Linked DNA regions of Mus musculus: region 1 is linked to region 2. A link is a contact called in ENCODE Hi-C or POLR2A ChIA-PET data. All regions are on one chromosome and are shown on one strand. Each heading gives the region's core, a stretch centred on a gene start or an enhancer-like site at or near the end of the contact. The rest is flanking DNA. Distances are from core to core; before and after follow the strand shown.

Evidence for each region. Hi-C counts contacts between places; a loop is a spot of excess contacts on that map. ChIA-PET counts read pairs that join two places held with the same protein, here RNA polymerase II (POLR2A).
Region 1: a loop to region 2 is called in a map of heart, with 8 times the contacts of the local background. The contact joins the promoter of Gart here to the promoter of A930006K02Rik in region 2. A Hi-C loop is called at or near these places in 1 of 37 maps with a recorded cell type or tissue (heart). POLR2A ChIA-PET finds 5 or more read pairs at or near these places in 2 of 5 experiments (Patski and embryonic stem cell).

Annotation. Positions count from the first base shown.
Region 1 is chr16:91,644,881-91,648,224 of GRCm38, forward strand. Gart (phosphoribosylglycinamide formyltransferase) reads right to left here and starts at 2,092. Exons shown (of 22, transcript NM_010256.2): 1 at 2,004-2,092. Son (Son DNA binding protein) reads left to right here and starts at 2,944. Exons shown (of 12, transcript NM_178880.4): 1 at 2,944-3,104. The coding sequence starts at 3,028.
Region 2 is chr16:91,463,170-91,466,682 of GRCm38, forward strand. A930006K02Rik (RIKEN cDNA A930006K02 gene) reads left to right here and starts at 1,935. Exons shown (of 2, transcript NR_077219.1): 1 at 1,935-2,467.

The DNA of each region.
Region 1 (3,344 bases), core at 842-3,341, 180 kb after region 2:
AGGATTTATGTCCACAGTGGGCAGAGGTCCTTGCCTAGTCAGCACTCTAAGCAACAGGAAGCCATTATGCACAGGAGGGCCATAACAAACTAAGCATATTTTGGGCACTGCAACTTCAACCAGTTTCCTTCAATATTTTTTCCCCTCTGTATCCCTGGTTGACTGAGAACTTGCTACAGCAGGTCTCAGGGCTTCAGCGAGATCCTCTGGCCTCTGCTTCCCTAGTGCTGAGATTACAAGCATGTGCCACCACATCTGGCTCCTCCCACCAGTTTTGTTTGGTATCCACACAAAAACAAGTGGCAGAATCATTTGTCTATTGTCTACAGCTTGCAGGCTTATGATTTGAGATCTTACGGGAGTCTCTAGATTGGAAATCTATTAGAAACCACAATTAAATACTAACATCTCATTTGAATACAAGCATTTGTTAAAAGTTTAGTTCTTAAGAATTAACTGGGGGCTGGTGAGATGGCTCAGTGGGTAAGAGCACCCGACTGCTCTTCCAAAGGTCAGGAGTTCAAATCCCAGCAACCACATGGTGGCTCACAACCACCCGTAATGAGATCTGATGCCCTCTTCTGGTGCGTCTGAAGACAGCTACAGTGTACTTACATATAATAAATAAATAAATCTTTAAAAAAAAAAAAAAAAAAAAAAGAATTAACTGAAACAATTCTTTAAGAAAAAAAGGTGTGTGTGTGTGGGGGGGGGGGGGCTGGAAAGATGGCTCAGTGGTTAAGAGCACTGATGAGGTCCTGAGTTCAATCCCCAGCAACCACATGGTGGCTCACAACCATGTGTAATGGGATCCAATGCCCTCTTCTGGTGTGTCTTCAGACAGTTACAGTGTACTCACATACATAAAATAAACAATTCTTTAAAAAAAAATATTGTATACTACAAAGTACCCAGAAATAGGAAGTACTAATTTGCTATGTGTTGTTACTTCATATACCTAATTGATACCTATTGCTTAGAATAGAAGCCTTGTGTTCAAATTCTAGCACCAATAAAAGGAGGGGGGGGAGCAAAGATATTATCAAGATATTTACTTATGTAGAAGATGGTTACGGAAAGAAGAAAACTGAAATATGTAAATTCTAAATTGATCCTTTACTTTGGGATTACATATTTAAGGAAAACCCAAGCAGACTGGTAAGGTTAAGAACACTTAGTTCTCTTGCAGAGGGCTGGGGTTTAGTCTCCCAGCACCCACAAGGTGGCTCACAAACATCCTAATCTGGGTCTGGAGACTGAATGCTTTCTTCCGGCTTCTTTGGGGCGTTCATTGTATGCACGTGGGCACAAACATACATGTAAGGGACAACGCTCCTACACATAAGATAGACTTTAGTTCAATTCTGTGTCATTTTCTTAGAGAAATAGCTGAAGCCATTAAACTTTTTAAAAAATCTAACTTGAATAAGAAAGCAGTGCAAGAAGACAATTTTCATTTTACTAGTCAGGATCTGTGAAATAGCAGGACTGGTCTCTTCACCAGCAGCGGCTGGGTGCCTGGGCTCCGGTGTCAAGGCCTTACTAGCCGGGAGACTCGGAGAGTCTTTTGTAACTTCTTGGGTGTCAGTTAACTAACAGGCAATTTATAGCGAGAACAAGAGAATAGGGTAAGGAGAGAATAAAAGAATCGGTTAAAACCACTTCCAAATATTTGTTTTGAAAAAGTAGAAACCAAATACGAAAGTGGTCCAGGTAAATGGTTAGTTACTGTGATAAAACTAGAGCGGATAAAAAAACCATCGGTGTACAGGGTCTGTCTTTACAAGGCAGAGATGCACAGAAACCTGGACCCGGCCTCAGAATTAGAAAGCTGGGAAAGAACTACCTGGCCGACCTCCATCAAGGCCGTGCAAAGCACGTGGGCTTTTCGCCAGTCACGCCAGTTTCGTTTCAAGAGTAGCACCGGTCGCTGAGGTTAAACCCATGGGTCAAAGCGTTTAGGCAGTCCACGCATCATCTTAAGAACTAAGGCATTCACGCACCTGCAAGCCCCGCCACGCAGCTCCGGCTCGCACCCGCCACTCGCACCCGCCGGAAGTTGGCCCGGGGAATCCAGCGCGCCCCGGCCTCTGCCCCGCCTCCGATGGACTCGGCTGCTCATTGGCCGCAGCCCGCCTAGGTCCCCGCCCGCGAGGCGACCCGTGGGGGTTCCTCCCGCCTTAGGGTGCGGTCGGAGCCCGCTGCCTAGCCGGGCTCAGAATCCCTGGCACCACGATTAGAGCTGATGATGCTCGTCAGGGGCTGTCACTTAAGGTCCCTGCGTTTACCCCAGAGCCTCCTACACTGGGGGCAGAGCCGAGGCTGCCTGACTGTGGCTGCTCACCAAGCGCCAGGGCGGAGCGGCCAGGGCTGGACTCCGGAGCAGCTCAAGCGCACTGCGTTTAGAACGCAGGTCGCTCAGACGCTCCAGCCTTTGCTAAAAACTACGCGAGGCCGGTTATAGCAAGCATCGAGGCAGAATGGGAATGGCTCCTTTCCAACTCATAGTGGGGACGCGGGACGGGGATTTCTTTCTCATGCACGTCTCCCTGACCAAAGTAAACTTGGCGCTTGCAACAAACGCGTTCGAGCTCCGTGCCGGACAAGCCGAGGCTTTTCTCGTCCCCCAGCTTTTTTTTTTTTCCATGGCCTCTAATCTCAGGCATTTACTCCCTATAGAAAGCCTCTTAGGAGTCCCCGCAGGCTGAGGGGATCAACAGCCGAAGCTGTCGCGGTCGCCTCGGGAGCGACTTCTCCTGTAATGGCGCCTGCGTCAACCACTAACATGGCGGCCGAGTTCGTGCGCGGCGCAAACGTCAGCAGCTCTACCCCGGCGGCTCAGAAACAGCGGAGGAGAGCGGGCCGGTGTTCGCTGATTGGCTCGTGGGTGGAGCGAGCCCGTGCGGACGCTCCCTCACGAGCCAATCAGGAAAGGGATAAAAGGAATTGGCCGCTGCGCCTCCTCCCGAGGCATGCTGGGAGCCTGGAGGACTAGCGAGGAGTAGTTGAGAGAACGGAGCGGACGCCATGGCGGCCGACATCGAGCAGGTTTTCAGGTCTTTCGTGGTCAGTAAATTCCGGGAAATACAACAGGAGCTTTCCAGGTAAACGCTTCCCAGACTTTTCTGCTCCTCGCGGGCTGTTAGGGCTTCATCTAGCCTCCCGTGGCATCTTTCACGGAACGCCGTCGTTTCTCGGCTCAGGCCCCGCTACGGCCCCGCCTGGGCCTGGGATCCATTTTCCGCCCCCCCCCCCACCCCCCCAGTTCCCCGTTCGTTCCTTTCGCGAAAGATCGTCTCTTCCGCGGTGTCGCACACGCCGTTTCTTTCTTCCAGTTAAGACGG
Region 2 (3,513 bases), core at 685-3,184:
GAGAAACCCTATCTTGAAAAACCAGAAGAAGTAAAGAAGAAGAAGAGAAGAAGAGGAAGGAGGAGGAGGAGGAGAAAGAAGAAGAAAGAAGGAGGAGGAGAAAGAAGAAGAAAGAAGAAAGAAGAAAGAAGGAGGAGGAGGAGAAAGAAGAAGAAAGAAGAAAGAAGGAGGAGGAGGGAAAGGGGAAGGAGAAGGAGAAGGAGAAGGAGAAGGAGAAGGAGAAGGAGAAGGAGAAGGAGAAGAAGAAGAAGAAGAAGAAGAAGAAGAAGAAGAAGAAGAAGAAGAAGAAGAAGAAGAAGAAGAGGAAGAAGAAGAAGCTGGACCCCTTCTTTTTTTCCTTTATTTATTGTCCACATCCTGCTCTCGGTGTCAGGATACCCTGTGGCTGACAGTGTGCAGGCCTTGTGTGTGCTGCCACAGTCTCTGAGTTCACTTGTCTATCAGTCCTGCTCTATCTGGAAAACACTACCTCCTTCAGTCCTCTGTCACCTCTGACGCTTGTATCTTTCTGCCTCCTTTTTGGCCTAGACTCTTGTGCCTTGGTGGGGAGGGATTTGGTGGAGACATCACATTTAAGACCTTAAGCTCTAAAGTCTCACTCTCTTCATATTGTTTAGCTATAGATCCCTGTATCAGTTGTTCTAACTCAGAGGTTCTCAACCTTCCTGATGCTGTGACCCTTAAATACAGCTCTTCATGTTGTGGTGACCCCCCAACCATAAAACTTTCATTGCTACTCCATAACTGCAATTTTGCTACACTTATAAATTGTAATGTAAATACCTCTTTTCAGATGGTCTTAGGTAACCTTTGAATAAGGATCTCCAGCCAAAAGTTGAGAAACACTGTTCCAACGAGTTTGCAAGAACTCTTGGACAGTGGGAAATAGAAACTTTAACAACCTTAAGTATGTGTCACTGGTAAGGTTCTTCCCAATGACTTAGTAGCCACGACCAAAAACTGTTGGATCCACAGATCTTTAGGACTTGTTCATTTCATGAGTCAAACAGTCGTGGGGGTTGATTCTTTCGTTTTTGTCATTCAAGGAGCTTGGGTTTGAGCCTCTTTGTCTTGTTTTAACAACAGTTGTCATAGCTGCAATAATAACCCTAAGAAGATCTGAAGAGAGAGAGGGAGAGAGAGAGATTGATTCTCTGGCAGCCCAGGCTGGCTCTCCACTCCCAATATAATGGGGGCACCCTGCTAACTACCTGCTGAGGTTACAAACATGTGTTACCATGCCCGATTCAATTATTTCATTTTTGCTGCCACGGGGTATTGAACCCAGGATCCCATGCATGCTTGTCCAGAAGCTGCCGATGTCCTCATCCATCATCTTTAAATTTTATTTCCATAGCGTAGTCTTGAGGTATGTAAGTAAATAACCTTCTCAAACGCAGGCTCGAACTCTTTACGAATAGGTGTCAGGGAACCATAATCTCAGACCACCCCAGCCCCTAGGATGTCACCTCTCCGCACACTGGAAATTACCTGCCTCTCTGATACCACCGAGGGTGCCCGGCACCCGTGGGTTCCCACACTAGGTTCCAAGAGAGCCCTTGAGGAACGAGCCATAGCTCACACACACACACAAAACCAAGAAACGAAAGCGCTCAGTGCAGGAACTCTGAGCAGGCGCTCTAGCAGCAAACTGAGTTCGCCTCTGCTGTTGGAACAATTAACGGTGGGCTTCCGGAAGTGGGGAGGGTCATGACCTGTCAGGAAACGGAAATTAAGAGGACAGTGACTGCATACTACAGGGCCTTTGCAGAGGGGGCGGAGCTTTCATCGAGGGGTGGGGCCTGAGCGGAGGGCGGGACGGGGGCGGAGCAAATAGATGGGGTGTTCCCGAAGGGCAGAGCCCGGGCTGGAGGGTGTTGCTAGGAGGGCTGCAATGGGCCAAGGATTTTTTTTGGCGCGTCACTTGAAGTGACAGAAGACGTAAGAGGTAGGGCTGTCGTAGGCTCGGCGTCTCTGGTGCTGCTGGCCCAGGCACCTCGGGTTCTGCCCGTAGCCTTAGGTGAGCGAAGGCCGAGCAACGGGGAGTAATTGCTGGGCGCAGGTAGCTTGAGTCCAGCGCTCTCACCCCGACGCCCGCCCAATGGCTCTGCTCCAGCCTGGGATTCTGACCCGGGCCCGAGCCTGGGATGGCTGGTGGGTGGGAGACCAGAGAGCAGCAGAAATGTGCTTTCCAGCCCTAGTGCGGTTTGTCCCGGGTTAACGGAGGAGTGAGATGAGAGTATCACTCCTAACAGTCGAGCAGGCTAACAAAACAATAACAAATAAGCCAGGGAACCACTGGGCTAATTACATCGGGAGAATGGCGACTGCTCTAAGGGTGAGAGACAAGAGAGATCTCTTCATAGTGATGAAAACAAACAAACAAACAACAACAATAAAACCAAAAAAGACAGCCCGGCATCCCAGCCAGAACTCCTGGAGATAAGTTCCGACTCCTCTCAGGGAGGTAAGTGATGCCCCAGGTCTCACCCTGAAGATGGCACACGGTGGAATTCATGCTAGCAGCGTGACACAGCCCAGGGGGTTGCTTTGGAACCTTTGTTCTTGGAAAGTTTTATGTTCAGCTCAGGGTGAAAAGAGTTTTATGTCTATGTTCATGTAAAATTAACAATTGAGCAGGGTGTACATTGAGAAATTAATTTTCAGGAGCTAAAGAGACGGCTCACTGGTGCTGCTGCTCTTTCAGAGGACTGCTGTTGGCGTCGTGGCTAACTCTAGGGCAGTGTTTCCCAGCCTTCCTAATGCTGCAGCCCTTTAATACAGTCCCTCGTGCTGCGGTGAGGCTCAACCATAGAATTATTTTGCTGCTACTTCATAACTGTAATTTTGCTACTGTTATGAATCATAACAGGCAACCCATGTGAAAGGGATGGAGACCCACACAGGCTGAGAACCCGTGCTCTACAGCCTCTTAATTCCATCTCCAGGAAAATCTGATCTTCTGACCTCTGCACGTATATATACTTACACACACACACACACACACACACACACACACGCATAATTAAAAACAAAAATGACTCAAAATGTGGTGGCACCCGCCTGCAATCCAACACTGAGGTAATTGAGGAAAGCGGCTCAGGAGCACCATACCCTGTGCTGGGTGATGTGAGCTTGTCTCCTGGAACTACATTAAAGATGCTGAAGTGGATGGCCAGGTGGCGCGTCTGATAGGATCTTGATTATACCAGTCATTGAGTGTATGAACTAATTTAACGTTCAGCCAGTTAACAGTTATGCCAGTCATTAAGTGTATAAACTAAGTTAACTTTCAGCCAGTTAACAATTACACCAGTCATTAAGTGTGTAAACTCATTTAACTTTCAGCCAGTTAACGATTACACCAGTCATTAAAAGCGTAAACTAGTTAAACTTTTAGCTCTCTGTTCAGCTACTATCCATTTTACAGGAGTGGAAGCTGCAGCACTGAAAGACGAAGTCGCCTACTCACACTGTACAGCCAGTTTCTGGCTTAGCAGAAGAATGTCCTTC